2 separate regions of the Homo sapiens genome follow, and region 2 is linked to region 1. A link is a loop called in an ENCODE intact Hi-C map of the cell type or tissue named here. Cell type or tissue: chondrocyte. All regions are shown on one strand. Each heading gives the region's core, and the rest is flanking DNA. Links, peaks and the distances in the headings are about the cores only. Region 1 overlaps PTK7 (protein tyrosine kinase 7 (inactive)). Region 2 overlaps UBR2 (ubiquitin protein ligase E3 component n-recognin 2).

The links. Hi-C counts contacts between places; a loop is a spot of excess contacts. Peaks named below come from ENCODE experiments on the same cell type or tissue, not always from the same donor. Only the 100,000 strongest peaks of a DNase experiment are listed, where the experiment ranks them.
Region 2: it touches region 1 in a loop (2.7-fold over the local background); 10 of 110 quality-filtered maps call a loop at or near these places.

The regions. Positions count from the first base shown.
Region 1 is chr6:43,140,282-43,148,615 of GRCh38, forward strand. It overlaps PTK7 (protein tyrosine kinase 7 (inactive)), which reads left to right. Exons shown (of 20, transcript NM_002821.5): 11 at 1,387-1,536; 12 at 1,650-1,800; 13 at 1,891-2,018; 14 at 3,136-3,339; 15 at 4,170-4,325; 16 at 4,919-5,151; 17 at 6,337-6,417. Among named protein-coding and RNA genes, the nearest start is that of SRF, 27 kb to the right of the region's middle. RefSeq lists an enhancer at 3,145-3,234. In chondrocyte, for the core only: CTCF peaks have their summits at 3,394 (motif pointing left) and 3,617; a DNase peak (open chromatin) is centred at 3,338.
Region 2 is chr6:42,657,025-42,665,358 of GRCh38, forward strand. It overlaps UBR2 (ubiquitin protein ligase E3 component n-recognin 2), which reads left to right. Exons shown (of 47, transcript NM_001363705.2): 27 at 1,000-1,109; 28 at 1,216-1,296; 29 at 1,622-1,800; 30 at 2,632-2,831; 31 at 5,160-5,253; 32 at 6,234-6,395. It also overlaps the pseudogene RNU6-890P. Among named protein-coding and RNA genes, the nearest start is that of PRPH2, 61 kb to the right of the region's middle. In chondrocyte, for the core only: CTCF peaks have their summits at 1,871 and 4,724 (motif pointing right); no DNase peak of the experiment used is centred there.

The DNA of each region.
Region 1 (8,334 bases), core at 195-8,194:
TCTCTACTGAAAATACAAAAAATTAGCCAGGGGTGGCGGCACGCATCTGTAGTGCCAGCTACTCGGGAGGCTGAGGTAGGAGAATTGTTTGAACCCAGGAGGCGGAGGTGGCAGTGAGCCGAGATTGTGCCACTGCACTTCAGCCTGGGTGGCAGAGCGAGACTCCATCTCAAAAAAAAAAAAAAAAATATTGGGAGAAAAAATGTACAGTCCTGCCGTTTATCATCTTTGGGTGTATGTCTTCTTTTTCTGTGCATATGTTTTTCTTTTTTTACCTAGCAGTTTTATTGTATATATAGTTTCAGTTATTAAATTTACATGATTGGCTGAGTGTGGTAGCTCATGCCTGTAATCCCAGCACTTTGGGAGGCCGAGGTGGGAGGATCGCTTGAGCCCAGGAGTTCAAGACCAACCTGGGCAATACAGGGAGACCCTGTCTGTACAAAAAATTTAAAAATTAGCCAGGCATGGTGGTGCATGCCTGTAGACATGCTTATTGTAGAATTAGACAATACAGATAACTATGTAGTTTTTAAAAATATTTTTTAAAATTATTTATTTTTATTTTTTTTGTAACGGTGTAATTTTATACCCTTTTTTACTTACCATTGTCAAGCATTTCCCCACATCTTTATACACTCTTCATGAATATTTGTTTTGATGATCCTAATAATATTTCAACAATTGGATTCACTGTAATTTACTTAACTGTTCCTTAAATGTTGGAGATTTGGGTTGTTAACCAGCCACCCACCCACCCCCTTTTTTTTCATTGCTGCAATAAACATCTTTAAGCCAAAGTTTTTTTCTGGATTTAGGTTTATTTCCTTTGGGAAAGATTCCCAGAATTGGGATAATTATGCACGAAAGGGGGTATGAACATTTTTATAGCCCTTGATGTGAGTTGCCAAATTATTTTTTAAAAGGTTGGACCAATTTTGACATTTCCACCTAGAGTGAGAGAGTACAGTTGTAGATTCTGAGGAGGAAGTAGGCTCCCTCTGCTCAGGTCTGGGGGAACTTTCTGGGAGAGGTGAGGCTTAAAATGGATCTACAGCCTGGGATGGTAAAGAGCGGGAATGGGCTCTAGGAGGGAGAAGTGATGGGCAGCGGAGTAGGAACAGGGCCGATCTGGGCCCAAACAGAGTCCGGTTTGGCAGACGTGGAATGTCACACAGGGCAGTAGGAGGAAGAGGTGAGACTGAAGAATTGGAAGAGGGGTAAATAACGGAGGGGCTTCTAACACTTGGCTCAGGAGTTTGGACTTTGCCTGTGGGTGGTCAGGAGCGATGGTGTGTTTTTGAGTAGAGGTGAGGGACTGAAGGCATTGCCAGCTGTCTGTGTAACCCTGATCCTTCCCATAATTTCCCTTTGTTACCCCTGCAGATGGGAGCAGCCTCCCAGAGTGGGTGACAGACAACGCTGGGACCCTGCATTTTGCCCGGGTGACTCGAGATGACGCTGGCAACTACACTTGCATTGCCTCCAACGGGCCGCAGGGCCAGATTCGTGCCCATGTCCAGCTCACTGTGGCAGGTGCGACCGTGGCAGGGCCCTGGGGCTGGGAGGGCCCTCTGGGGTAGCACCGTGTACCCTGCCAGCCCCTTGGCTTACCCCTCCCTGCGCCTCGCTGGTCTCTTTTCTTCCAGTTTTTATCACCTTCAAAGTGGAACCAGAGCGTACGACTGTGTACCAGGGCCACACAGCCCTACTGCAGTGCGAGGCCCAGGGGGACCCCAAGCCGCTGATTCAGTGGAAAGGCAAGGACCGCATCCTGGACCCCACCAAGCTGGGACCCAGGTAGGGCCACCTCTCTCCCACACCCGTCCCTCCTCTCCTGCAGCCCCCCTCCCTGCGAGCTGGCCAGCACTATGGCTTCTCCCCCGACAGGATGCACATCTTCCAGAATGGCTCCCTGGTGATCCATGACGTGGCCCCTGAGGACTCAGGCCGCTACACCTGCATTGCAGGCAACAGCTGCAACATCAAGCACACGGAGGCCCCCCTCTATGTCGTGGGTATGGGCTGGGGAGGGTTATGCTGCACAGGAAGTGGTGGGCCCAGACGTTTGTCACCTTGTACTCAGCCCCTGTGTACAGAACATGGCACAGAAGCCATTTTTGTGGCAGCGGTGGGGATTCGGCCGTCTCACCATGCTGCTGCACAGTCTTAGAGTCCTTGCTCAGAGCCGGGCTGTCGTTTATTTAACATCCAACGGTCGGTGTGTGTGTGTGTGTGTTGTGGGGGAGTGGGGGGGTGTTCTCTTCCTACAATGCTGCCTCCCAGGTTCCTGCAGCAGCCACACATATCTCTGGGTGGCTGGGGAGGAGGACCAGGTCAGAATGCAGTAGGACAAGGTTCTTTTCTCCAGGAGGCCCAGAGAGGATGATGGGTCAGGTAAAAGGCCCTGCACTTAACTCTCTGCCCCTGGGAGACTTATTTCTCCTCTGGGGACTTGTTTCTGCATCCACAGGTGAAAGTGGTTTAAATGAGAAGCTCTTAAACTTTCTTGGTTTGGCAGCAGAGTTATTTTTCTAGACAAAGTATAATGTGAAAGTTTAAATGGATGAAAATGAACTGAGGAGGCCCCCTTGGTGGGAGCCACTGGGGTGTGTGTGGCAGTTGGGGGATCCTGCATGGTCTCCCTTCATTCCCCTAATGCCTCTTGAGGCCCCTCAGTGTGGGCCATTAAAAGGCCCCTAGACCAGCAGATCCCTTCTACAGATCTGCTTATTGAAAAACCTGCTCTGTGCCAGGCAGTGCCTGGAATTCTAAACCTGAAGCTCCCAAATGCTGCTCTCCGGGGCCTGGCTCACATTATCAAGTCACTTGGGAAGCTTAACAAATAACGTGGGTTTGTGGTAGCTCCTTGACAGGTGTGCTTATCCGTGTCGCCTGTCTTGGCTTCCGATGCAAAGCCAGCTTGGGAACCCCTGGCCTCATCTCCTTCAGAGTCTTCGTTTGACCTTGGTGGGGCATGAGGACCTGCTGGCCCTTGTTAAAGCCAGTGAAGGTGGTGACCCTCCCGGGCCATCTGTTAAGTTGCCCTGTTGATGGGGTTGGGAGGAGTTAGTAGAGAAGCAGGGCTTCTTTTGCTTAGCAGCCCCTGCCCAGACCCATCTGTGTGTCTCTCAGACAAGCCTGTGCCGGAGGAGTCGGAGGGCCCTGGCAGCCCTCCCCCCTACAAGATGATCCAGACCATTGGGTTGTCGGTGGGTGCCGCTGTGGCCTACATCATTGCCGTGCTGGGCCTCATGTTCTACTGCAAGAAGCGCTGCAAAGCCAAGCGGCTGCAGAAGCAGCCCGAGGGCGAGGAGCCAGAGATGGAATGCCTCAACGGTGAGGGGCCCTGGACGGGGAGGTGGTGCCCGTGTGCGGGAGCTGAGCGCCCTCCCGCGGCCACGGAGGGGAGAGCGCCAGCACTCTGGAAACCGAGCGGCTGTTGCTGGGTCCTGGAGCTGGGACTGCCCCACCCCTAGCGGGAAGCCTGGAGTTGGATTCCCAGGGCCTCGTCTTCTGAGCAACCTGGCTTGAGACTTCTTCATTGGAGCCCCTTGGACCAGCTTCCTATGATTCCCTGCTGTTTCCTCCTCCCAGCACAAAACCACAGATATCATTAGTATATGTACACACGTTGCTGTTGCATGTCTTGTCTCCCTCTATGAGTCTAAGAGCTCCCCCAGGGGCAGTCTTTCTGTTTACTTCCCTTCTCCTATCCCCACTTCCTGGACTGGGAGCTCCTTGAGGTCATTGCTGGGTCTCTCCTATCAGCTCAGGTGTTCAGGAGCAGAGGTTGGGTCTCCATTATTGTGATTTTCCCTTTGTGCCTGTTTAGGGCTTTGCCCAATAGGAGGCCCCATGAAAGCAAAAATCCTTATGTGTAGCTATGGTATTAAGGACCAGTGATTCAGATTAGATGTCTGCAGTTGGCTTCATCTCAGAGGTCATAATCAGCTGCATCACTAAGGGGTCATACCCTAGGGGATAGCCATACATCCCCCACCCAGCCCCAGCCCCATTATTTCATCATTTGGGCTTGCCCTTTCATGTGGAGCACTGTGATTGGACCCAAGTTGGCAAGAGTGGAAGACCAGGGGACAGAACAGAAATCCCCATGGTGGCCAGAGTGTCAGGTCTCATCGTGACGCTCTTGTCCTCCTCCTTCCCAGGTGGGCCTTTGCAGAACGGGCAGCCCTCAGCAGAGATCCAAGAAGAAGTGGCCTTGACCAGCTTGGGCTCCGGCCCCGCGGCCACCAACAAACGCCACAGCACAAGTGATAAGATGCACTTCCCACGGTCTAGCCTGCAGCCCATCACCACGCTGGGTATGTTGCCTTGACTACAGCTGCCCCTGCCTAACTACAAGTCACCCGCTGTGTCTTGAGGCTGGGTACGGGCTAGTGTTCTGAAGTCCCTGAAACCTAGAATGTTAGAGGTGGAGGGAAGCATAGGTAGAGATCTAGCCCAGTGTGGCCCCAGAGCCTGTTATTCACTGCCCTTCGTGCAGATTTTGTCATTCCTGTGTACTACCTGTAGTATTATTTACTTGATGTTTTATTTAAATTGACTCTTTAAAAAAAAAAACTAAGTTACCATTGTTCTAGGAAAAAATATGAGAAATCATGGGTTTGTCATAGTTACGTTTTTTCCTAGCATACGTTAAGACATGTTTACCATGAGCCACCAAAAATTCTCATGCGAGTCACCCTTTGGAAAATGCTGAATATTAGTCCCACCCTTTTATTTTGTTGCTGCAGACACTGAAGCCTAAGGAGGGAGGGGGTCACAGCAGAACCGGGTCTCGTGCCCAGCCCAGGTGGGTGGGTCCCCACTGTGGGAGAGGCTAGGCCCCTCCCCCAGGTCAGGAGCTGCCTCGGCCTGGGTGAAGGTGGCTGGCTGACTCAGACTGTACCCACAGGGAAGAGTGAGTTTGGGGAGGTGTTCCTGGCAAAGGCTCAGGGCTTGGAGGAGGGAGTGGCAGAGACCCTGGTACTTGTGAAGAGCCTGCAGAGCAAGGATGAGCAGCAGCAGCTGGACTTCCGGAGGGAGTTGGAGATGTTTGGGAAGCTGAACCACGCCAACGTGGTGCGGCTCCTGGGGCTGTGCCGGGAGGCTGAGCCCCACTACATGGTGCTGGAATATGTGGATCTGGTATGCTGTTGGCAGGGGACGTGGGGGTCTCGGGTAGGGAGGGCAGTGTCCTACAAAGGTGGGAGTCAGTGGTTGGAGCACCGTGAAAACCTTGTCTCGTGCAGTCTCAGCCGAGACCTCACCTGCCTGCTGTTACACTTTGCCCACCTTATGATGCTCAGCTTCTGCCTTCCCTGCTCTTGGATGCCTGCTTTCCCTTTATCAGCACCCAGTCTTTCCATCTGTATCTCAGGGGCGTTGGTCCTAAGTTTTTCTGGGACTTCTCACTGTCACACTGCAGGGATGCCTTCCAGGTCATCTTCTCTGACTCTTGTTTTCTTTGGTTTGTTATTTTTTCCTCCCCAAAAGCTTGTCCCCACTTGAGAATAAATATATCAGAACCCACTTTGCCTCCCTCCTTCCTAGCACCACTTGTGACATGAGTGTTACCCCAGCCACCAGCCTTCTCCTCTCCACTCAGGGTGTCATTCCCAGAGCTGCGCCTTCCTCTTCATTCCCCAGCTGGTCCTTGCCCTCACCCCATGGTCCTCAAACTGCTGCTTCTCAAATCCCTAGTTCTGGGGCAAGAGCGGGCAGGAGTCCTATCAGTCTTTCCATTAACAAGTACTTACGCGGCTGGGCACAGTGGCTCACACTTGTAATCCCAGCACTTTGGGAGACTGAGGCAGGAGGATCGCCTGAGGCCAGGAGTCCGAGACCAGCCTGGGCAACATAGCAAGACTCTGTCTCTACAAAAAAATTAAAAACAAACAAACAAGTACTTATGAATGCTTTATGTATGTTTCTGCTGCTGGCGTTCTCCTTTGTTTGTTTAGATTAGATTGTAAAGCTCTGGAGGACAGGGGTTTCCTCTCAGGAATCTTTGAGGGCAGAGGGTAGGGGACTGTTTTCCTCTTGGCTCACTGAAGATGGGGGCTCTGTTGCCCCACCTGTCTGGAGGTTCCCCTTGGGGTAGAAATGCCAATTCTCCTCCTTTCTAACTGAGACAGCCTCTAGGAGGCGTCTCCTATATATTTTTAAAGTTCTGCACTCCCAGTGAACTTCCCCCTGGGAAAGGGGCCCAGGCTAGCTTAGGCCTTCTCACTGCCTCCCCAGGCAGGAATTCTGCGAGCACCTGCTTGGTCTGAGGCTTTACAGCCAATGGCTGTGCACTGACCTGAGCGAGATGCCTGGCTTTTCCCTTAGGGAGACCTCAAGCAGTTCCTGAGGATTTCCAAGAGCAAGGATGAAAAATTGAAGTCACAGCCCCTCAGCACCAAGCAGAAGGTGAGGACAGGGAGTGAAGGAGGGAGGGAGAGGGTGCCCAGGGGTGGGCCAGGAGCAACAGAGGCACCATTTATTGAGGGCTCTCTATGGGCCAGGCCCTATGGTAAGAACTTCACATGTGTTACTGTAATTATCACGGTAGTCGTCTGAAATATATACTACTATCCCCATTTTGTGGATGAAGACATTGAGGCTTAGGAGGTTGTCTGACCTGTCCCAGGTCATGTAGCCTGGAAGTGGCTTTGCATTGCCATGCTGGCTTCACGGAGAAGAGCTACCCTCGGACCTTGCCTCTGGGCAGGAGCTTGCATTGGAGCAGGACGCCTGCCCACCTGCAATGAGCTCTGAGCTGGAGAAGCAGCAAGCAGTCCTAGTGCAGGGGCCTGCTGGGCTAGCTGTGGGCCTGAGCGTGTTTCTTCAGCTCTGAGTGGAGAAGACTCTTCTGTGAATGGGCTGCCTGGGTTTCCCCCTCTGTGGTTTGCATCTTGTCCTCTCCCTTGGGCTGTAGCTGCCCAGCCTTTCATTCCAGTTTTCCTCCTGCCTTTTGCGCAGAGGTTGTTCTGGGCACAGAGCCCTGGCTGGGGCCCCTGTGGTAGAGCAGACCTTGGTTGAAACAGTGAAGAAGGGAAAGCTTGCCTGCTACCCCCTGCCACCTCAGTCCATACCTTTCCAGTGCCTGGGGCTTGCTGTGGCCCGGCCCCTTCTTCCTTCCCTCAGGTTCTTCTTGCCCACAGCTGCCTCCTCTCCCCTCTGAAATGGATCTACTTCCTTCCATGTGACTGGAGAGTCTGCTTCCAAGCTGGCAGTGAAGTGACCTCATAAACCAAATCAGAGCTCAGGGCAGGGTAGGCAGAAGGCTCTGCCCTTTCTCCCAGGGGACCATTCCTTGCCTGCTAGGCTGTCCCAGGTCACAGACTCTGGAGGCAGAGCAGAAAGGCATGGCTGGCAGATGAATCAGGTGAATGGGACCCTGGCTGCCCCCAATCTCTCTGGGGAAGCAGCTCTGTGCCCTTCAGGCTGGCCCCCTCTTATTACATGTGAATTTACTAAGACCCAGACAGGACAAGTGACCTGGCCACCTGACACCACACCCCTACCTCCTTCCCCATGAAACTGCAGGAACTGTGTATAGTGGCTGTAGAGGAGAAGCCACAGGATGGGACTTGCTACACCAGCTAAGTGAGATTTCAGGACTAAAGAGCTCACAAATTAGGACACTCACAGAGCCAGTGACTCCTCACTGAGCCAGGTGTGGCCCCAGGGGCCCTTGGGAATGCAAAATTAAAACAGACAGGCATCAGCTAGGTGCGGTGGGAGGCTAAGGCAGGAGGATTGCTTCAGCTCAGGAGTTTGAGACCAGCCTGGGCAACATAGTAAGACCCTGTCTCTACAAAAAATAAAAAAAAGTTAACCGGGCGTGGGGGCATGCCTGTAGTCCCAGCTACTTGTGAGGCTGAGGAGGAAGAATCATTGGAGCCCAGGAGGTCGAGGCTGCGGTGAGCCATGATTACACCACTGCACTCCAGCCTGGGCAACAGAGCACGATCCTGTCTCAAAGGGAGGGGAGGGGGGGAAAGGACAGGCATCTTGCCCTTGGGGCACTTATGATCTAGTGAGGAGATTAGGTACATGAGTATGACCTGTGCCTTACAGACTTGAGGTAAAACAGAAAGCAAGTGGGAGGCATTAAGAGATGTTGAAGACACCCATGTCCTGTAGGTGGACAGATGGTTGTGGTTAACAAAGAAGTCTTCCTAGTAGAGAAAACCATTTGAGTTTAGTTCACAAGGACAGGATGTAGTTGAATGGCAGAAAGGGGATGGCTTCAAGAGTCAGGGGAGTCAAGGTGGGATTCTCTGGCTGGGATGAGACATAGGCTGACAGGAAGTCAGTTACCTTTCTCATGTGACCTAAGGG
Region 2 (8,334 bases), core at 56-8,055, 480 kb before region 1:
AAGAGTTCGAGACCAACCTGGCCAACATGACGAAACCCTGTCTCTACCAAAAATACAAAAATTAACCGGGCATGGTGGCGGGCGCCTATAATCCCAGCTGCTCGGGAGGCTGAGGCAGGAAAATCGCTTGAACCCAGGAGGTGGAGGTTGCAGTGATCCGAGATTACACCACTGCACTCCAGCCTGGGCGACAGAGTGAGACTCTGTCTCAAAAAAAAAAAAAAAAAAAATTAGGTTCTCTCTTACTTTCTCTTTCCTTATTAAACAATCATCATTTTCCCTCAACATTACTCTTAACTTGTCTTTAGACATTCTACATAATTAAGACACACGATTTATTTCCAAAGAAACCTCTCCCTTATCTAGAGTCACATCTCTAATGCATGCCACAGTTTTAGATGTGATAGAATATTAAAGATCACACAGGTCAATCTCTTCCCCTCTTAGGAAAAAGGGACATTTTTCCAGAATGGCAGCACCAAAATCAAGAAAATCAATAGTTGAACTTTCTGGCTACAGACTAATAGAAAATATGGACTTGACTCTTATATTCAAATAAACAAACTATGAATTCCTAGGAGAAGAAATTCATTTTATTCTGAATCTAGTTTTTATTAAAGTCAATGGTCAGAGCAAATAAACATATTTGTGCATATATGCACCTCTTAATGCTAATTTATTTTTAGACCTGTAAAATCTGAGACACCACTTATTTTTAGCTGAATTTGTATGTAATTTTGCTAAAGGGATGTTAAAATAATCATTTGCTATAAAAAGTCACTTTTGAATCCTTAAAGAATTCTAGTTGTTGGCAACTTGTTTGTAAAAGACAAATATGTCACATTCTCAAGAAGTATTGAAAATCTCTATTTTGGTAGAGCCATAATCAAATTATGGGCAATAGGTGTTATAAGCAACTGCATTTATGTTCCTGTGCGTAGGAATAAGTACTATGAAGTATTAGCTATTGTTATTGTGCCTTTTATTTTTCTGCCGTAGAACCTGGTGAAGCGCCAAAAAATTCTCCTAGCATACTAGCTATGCTGGAAACACTACAAAATGCTCCCTACCTAGAAGTCCACAAAGACATGATTCGGTGGATATTGAAGGTAAAATTTCCACATTCCTCTGCTTTTTGTGAGAAATATTGAATATTTGTTATGTGTACATTGTGATCATATTTCATACAGGATACTGATACTTTTTTTTTTGTAGACTTTTAATGCTGTTAAAAAGATGAGGGAGAGTTCACCTACCAGTCCCGTGGCAGAGACAGAAGGAACCATAATGGAAGAGGTATAAACAGTAAAAAGTGTGATAATACTAAAAAATTACAGCAAGTTCAGTATGAACAAAATAAATTTATCTACATTAAGTTGCCAGTTACTCACAACATTTAAATTCCAAGAAATATGCCACTATTTATCTCTATTTGTTGTAGCAATTTTTTGTCTGCTTTTTTTCTTTAAAACAAGTCAGTTTAAGAGTCTTTTCTCTTATTTAAATAAGTGAGATTATAGAATAGTTTTTTAATTGGTATTTACAGTGAAGATATTTCTGCTTTGGAAAAAAATGTGCGTTTTAGCATCTAATTGTCTAATTGAATGGAGCATAATTTCAGAGTTCAAGGGACAAAGACAAAGCTGAGAGGAAGAGAAAAGCAGAGATTGCCAGACTGCGCAGAGAAAAGATCATGGCTCAGATGTCTGAAATGCAGCGGCATTTTATTGATGAAAACAAAGAACTCTTTCAGCAGACATTAGAACTGGATGCCTCAACCTCTGCTGTTCTTGATCATAGGTAAAAAAAAAAAAAAAAAAAATTAATGTCTTGACGAGTTTTTCCCAACTAGGGGCAGTGTTGCGTTTTCTCCTTGTAAGTATACTTTTAATCCTAAAGTAATTTAGTAGAATTCATAGGTAAATTTTGTGACCTCCATTTAGAAGATTTAATCTTAGAAGTCTCTGAATGTAGGTATGGTAAGTCCTGTGTACACCTGGTAGGGTATTTTCTGCAGAAGACCTTGGACATTCATGAAAGAATGAGTACACTACACTCAGTTACCTAGAGCGTATGACATCTGTGTTGAAGATTAGATTACTGTGAGGATTAAAGGAGATGGTTTTGATACATACCAAAGACTTGACAATCCAAGTTATCAAAACCATGTGTTAAATATATACATTCCTGGCTGTGCGTGGTGGCTCACGCCTGTAATCCCAGCACTTCGGGAGGCCAAGGCGGGCGGATCACAAGGTGAGGAGTTCGAGACCAGCCTGACCAACATGGTGAAACCCCATCTCTACTAAAAATACAAAAAAAAAAAATTAGCCGGGTGTGGTGGTGCATGCCTATAATCCCAGCTACTCAGGAGGCTGAGTCAGGAGAATTGCTTGAACCTGCGAGGCGGAGGTTGCAGTGAGCCAAGATTGTGCCACTCACCCCAGCCTGGGTGACAGAGCAAGACTCTGTCTCAAAAAATAAATAAATATATATACACACACACACACACACACACACACACACACACACACACACTACACACACACACACATACCTGTAGTCTGCTATTTTGTGATTATATAGAAAGTTTTGGGATCATTAATTATATTCATAACCTTTGTATTGCAGCCCTGTGGCTTCAGATATGACACTTACAGCACTGGGCCCCGCACAAACTCAGGTTCCTGAACAAAGACAATTCGTTACATGTATATTGTGTCAAGAGGAGCAAGAAGTTAAAGTGGAAAGCAGGGCAATGGTCTTGGCAGCATTTGTTCAGAGATCAACTGTATTATCAAAAAACAGAAGTAAATTTATTCAAGATCCAGGTAAGTCATAGCTAGATCCTCATCTTCCCTTTTAATAACAACTGCCAGTTAATGTGGTTGGTGATACGTTGAGATTTTTTAAACCTAAAAATAACTCCATGGACTTGGATGGTATCTTTGGCAGGTAACTTAGGCAGGAATTCCCCACTTGGCAGATGTGGAACCACTCCAGAAAGTTGCACCTGAATCACATAGCTGATAAATAGCAGGGATTCAAAGAAAAGCTTTTCTTTGTGATGTAACATTACATACTTTGGCATTTCACAGTCTTTTCCATCCTTCAGTACACTTGCAAAGTCCTGGTCATTTGTTGACACACTGAAATAATAATTGTTTTGTCTTATTGATAGAGCCTGAGTGGAATCTCCTGAGAACAGTGATGGAGAGTTACCTATGTAAGAGGCAATCCTTGAGCCAAATTGTTTTAGAATAGTAATACCACCACAGATCGGGTTCCCCAGAAAGCAGATTCTTGGGATACAGATTACCGTGCAGGACAGTTGAGGGCCCTCTTTCAGCAACTGAGGGAGTAAAGCAGGGAGATCCAGTCCGCACATGATTTTGTCCACCACAGACACATTTATTTCTCTGCTTGTAGGTTGTGCTCTGTGTGCGTGTGCTTCAGCGATACCCAGTAAACTTCTTGAGAGTAGGAACTGTGTCTTGGGAATTCCCAGAGCACTGCTTTAACCAGTGCCTTTCACACTGCAGCGTGAAAGGAGGTTTGAGAGCCCACTTTTAGAGTTGCCTTCTCTCTGTAAAGAAAGTCTTTGCATCCTACTTATGAAAGGTTGGTCTGCTTCATCTTTAAAAATGGTCATTTAGGCTGGGTATGGTGGCTCATGCCTGTAATCCCAGCACTTTGGGAGGCCGAGGCAGGTGGATCACCTGAGGTCAGGAGTTCAAGACCAGCCTGGCCAACATGGCGAAACCCCATCTCTACTAATAGTACAAAAAAAAAACTAGCCAAATTTGGTGGCACGCGCCTGTAGTCCCAGCTACTCAAGAGGCTGAGGCATGAGAATTGCTTGAACCTGGGAGGCAGAGGTTGCAGTGAGCCGAGATTGCACCACTGCCCTCCAGCCTGGGCAACGGAGCGAGACCCTGTGTGGTTTTTTTGTTTGTTTGTTTGTTTGTTTTTAAAAAAAAAAAAAAAGGCCAGGCGCAGTGGCTCATGTCTGTAATCCCAGCACTCTGGGAGGCCAAGGCAGGCAGATCACAAGGTCAGGAGATCAAGACCATCCTGGCTAACACAGTGAAACCCCATCTCTACTAAAAAATACAAAAAAAAATTAGCCAGGCGTGGTGGCAGTTACCTGCTACTCGGGAGGCTGAGGCAGGAGAATGGCGTGAACCCAGGAAGCAGAGCTTGCAGTGAGTCGAGATCGCGCCACTGCACTCCAATCTGGGCGACAAAGCGAGACTGTCTTAAAAAAAAAAAAGATATTTAAACTAGGTGCTTTATAAATTTCATTCCAGGCCAAAGACAAAGTTGCTAATTTTATTTAACTTATTACTTCTGAAGAAAAAGCATTAGCTGGCTATAAGTGGATTTTCTTAATGCTTTGACATTTGCACTGTTCTAGTGTTAAAGCAAATTAAAACTATTAAAGCAAATTAAAAGTAGTTCTTTCTAGAGTGTTAGGAAATTTCGAAGATTATACTAATTTATATAAAGAATTCAAAAATTCCAAAAGAAGCCAGACATCCATCTTGTTTTTCATGATTTTTCATCCCCTTTGAATATAAAAATTAGCACCAGGACAGAAGACTCTGAATTACCTTTTTTCCCCCCATCTGATCTGGTCTGTGCTTAGATTTTTTGTTGTCACTTTGGCTCTGATGTGATTATTCGCTGTATGAGTGTTGTTAGGCAGTCTGTCCTCTAGGGGGCGCCCCGTTACTGCCAAAACATTTTTTATTAGCGATCATTTTAACCCAGCTGCCCTGAACGCACATAAGGCAGCCCCATGAAGAGAGTAGCTCTTTTACCTGGAGCTCAGGGTACAATGGGAGGAATTGGAATATCTCAGCACCCTGAAAGTGTGAAATGTTCAAAAGATTGGATATATTTAAATTCATAGTTCTAATTTCAGTTTAACAATTTGAGAATGTTTAATTAATTTGCTGTGGGTGGTGAAAATTAGAGAGTCCTACTTTCTAAATAATCCAAGGTGTTGCATAAATTGGTATCTCAGAGGAATAAACTAGCATTTCATTTCAAATTTCAAGTCTTTATCAAGGATTTTACAATTTAAAGTTACACATTTGTTATAGGAAAATTAAATGCTTCACTTTTGTTTTGTTTTGTTTTGTTTTGTAATGCAGAAAAATATGATCCATTATTCATGCACCCTGATCTGTCTTGTGGAACACACACTAGTAGCTGTGGGCACATTATGCATGCCCATTGTTGGCAAAGGTAATGTATATTCTTAATATTTGTCAAGAGAAGTTTATCTAAGGGCTCAATATTTTTTAAATAGAGGAAATTTCATTCTAGAAAAAAGGAAAAGAACTAAAAATGTTGAAAAAATCCGTATCATTGCCTAATAAATAACAAAAGTTATTTGCCTTGTCATAGATGTAAAGTGTATGTCAGATATGTTTTTTAATTTAGCTTTATATCCAAGTCTCTTCTATATCTTCCAAAGAAGGAAGTGGATCTGTATCAGTCTGTGGATGAAGAAAAGGGTTTTTACAGTAGGATAAACTCTAGAAGGGTAATGTTGTCTTTCTTTGGGTCCAGGGTGGACAACTTTTGATTCCATAGATGTTAGTACTTGCTTTGTTACTTCCCAAAATTGTAATGGCTCCCTGTGATGAGATGTCCTGAATTTGTTCTACCTTGGTGTTTCCTATGCTTCTACAAAACCAACAAATCAATAATACTATTATTCTAGAACTATGCTCACCCAGTTATCATGAACTACCCCTAACAACTAGCCACCACATTGTAGTCCCAGCTACTTGGGAGGCTGAGACAGGAGAATTGCTTGAATGTGGGAGGTGGAGGTTGCAGTGAACCAAGATTGTGCAACTGCACTCCAGCCTGGGCGACAGAGCAAGACTCCATCTCAAAAACAACAACAACAACAAAAAAAAAACAAATAGCCACCAGCCTTGGGGAAGTGGCAAGAGAACAATGACACCAAGAAATTTTTGTTGCTGCTTTGTGAATGCTTTTTTACATGGCAGTCTTTTTTTTTATTTTACTCTTTTAGAACTTTTAATCCATTTGGATTTTTAAAATCACTCAAAAATCATGTTAAAAATAATTTAGTTTAAGATTTTCATTTTTGAACTATTTGTGGAAACAAATTATTTTAAATGTTGAAGCTTATGGCTGTCATTTATGTAAATTACCATTGTTTTGATACCTCATGTTCTCTAATTGTAAAGGTATTTTGATTCCGTTCAAGCTAAAGAACAGCGAAGGCAACAGAGATTACGCTTACATACGAGCTATGATGTAGAAAACGGAGAATTCCTTTGCCCCCTTTGTGAATGCTTGAGTAATACTGTTATTCCTCTGCTGCTTCCTCCAAGAAATATTTTTAACAAGTAAGTTTTGGCTCATGACAACTATTACAAAGCAATAGTTTGCTTTGAAGATAATGAAATAATAAATCAAGGAGGAAAACTTAGTCTAGGCAATTGCATAGTGTTTTCCAGATACTTTCCAAACTCTAATCATTTTCTTCTAGCAGACCTGTGGAATGTGATTTTAGTTTTTAGAGAGGAACAGGTGAAAATTTAACAGTTTCTAAGCTATTAAATTCCTATGTATTTATGAAAACCAAGTATCTGGTTTATTTCTAGGGACCCTACTTTTAATATCTTCCATACACTTTTCAAGAGATGCTCAGTAAACTGGTAGAGGGAGATGGAACAACTCAAACTGACTTTATAGGACAGTCTAAAAATCGAATAAAACTTTTTGCTGTACTGGCCATTCATAGTTTTAAGAACCAGGCAAAAAAGTGAAAATCTGTTGGTATATTTTAAATGGAAAAATCTCAGCTGGGCGTTGTGGCTCACATCTATAATCCTAGCACTTTGAGAGGCCAAGATGAAAGGATCATTTGAGCCCAGGAGTTCAAGACCAGCCTGGGCAACATAGTGAGACCCTGTCTGTACAAAAAATAAAAAGTTAGCTGGATGTAGCGGCATATTCCTATAGTCCCAGCTACTTCAGAGACTCAGGTGGGAGGCTCGCTTGGGTCAAGGCTGCAGTGAGCTTTGATCATGCCATTGCACTTCAGCCTGAGTGACAGAGCAAGACCCTGTCTCAAAAATAAAATAAGTGCTTGCTTCAGCAGCACATATACTAAAATTGGAACGATAAAGAGAAGATAAGCATGGCTCTTTCACAAGGATGACACACAAATTCATGAAGTGTTCCATATTTTTAGCTCTTTTAGAATTTGTCTAGCAGACTAAAAAAAAATAAGAAAAGAAAATGGAAAATTTCTGTAACTTCACAGTTTTTTGGATGCTTTTAGTTACGAGTATTGGACATACTCATTTCGAGTATGAATTTGATAATGTCTGCTTTTCGAATCTGAACTTCATTTCTCAATGTAGAATTATGCTATCTACGTTGCATGCACAAATACTAAGTTATGTGAGTATAAACGATCCATTTCTGTGTTATTTGGATTCAGTTCAAAGCAAAGTCAGTTTTTTCTTGTCAGTTTTAGGAGTTCAAACTTTGGTGTTCTTAGTCTATGCTACCACAAAATGTTCTTAAAATATTAGTAGATTTGAGTGTAAGCTCATGCTTTTTAATTATAAAAGAATATCGTGGTACTGACTTATCTGCATTTGAACTGATGAAGAAATTAATTATTGTTAGATGGAGGATTAACTGTGTATAAGAAGAAATCACCCTTGTTGGATTTCATCTGTCACTTTATTGGTCCAATTTTTGGGTTTTGCCCATGAGATTCAATTATGGTTTAGTCATATTCGAATACAATCATAAAAAGAACACAGGCTTTGGAATCTGACAGAGCCAAGTTTGAATGCTAGCTTTGTCCCTTATTCGGCCTTAGTCAAGTTACATAGCTCTAAACCTCAGTTTCCTCATCTGTAAAATGGGGACAATAATAAAACCTATTACAAAATATAGGAATACAACCTATGCAAATAATAATACAACCTGAAACAAAATGTAGGGATATTTTGAGGATTAAGTCTAATACCATAAGATATTTACAGTAAAATTCCTTACTAAGTGCTTGTAACATAATAAGCACTTGGTAGATATTAATAGTGATGGTGATTATGATACTTAAGAAATTCTAGCAAATTCCAATACTGAAGAGTGAGATTTTTAATACACAGTGTTATTACCATCATATTGACAAATAATATATTCCTTTCCATTGGCCAATATCCTGATTTTTTTTAATGCAACAAATTTTCCCTTATCCTTTTTGTTTTTAATATTTGGAGTGTGTCTAAAATATGCCTGTGATCATTTAAGGAGTCTTTTGTA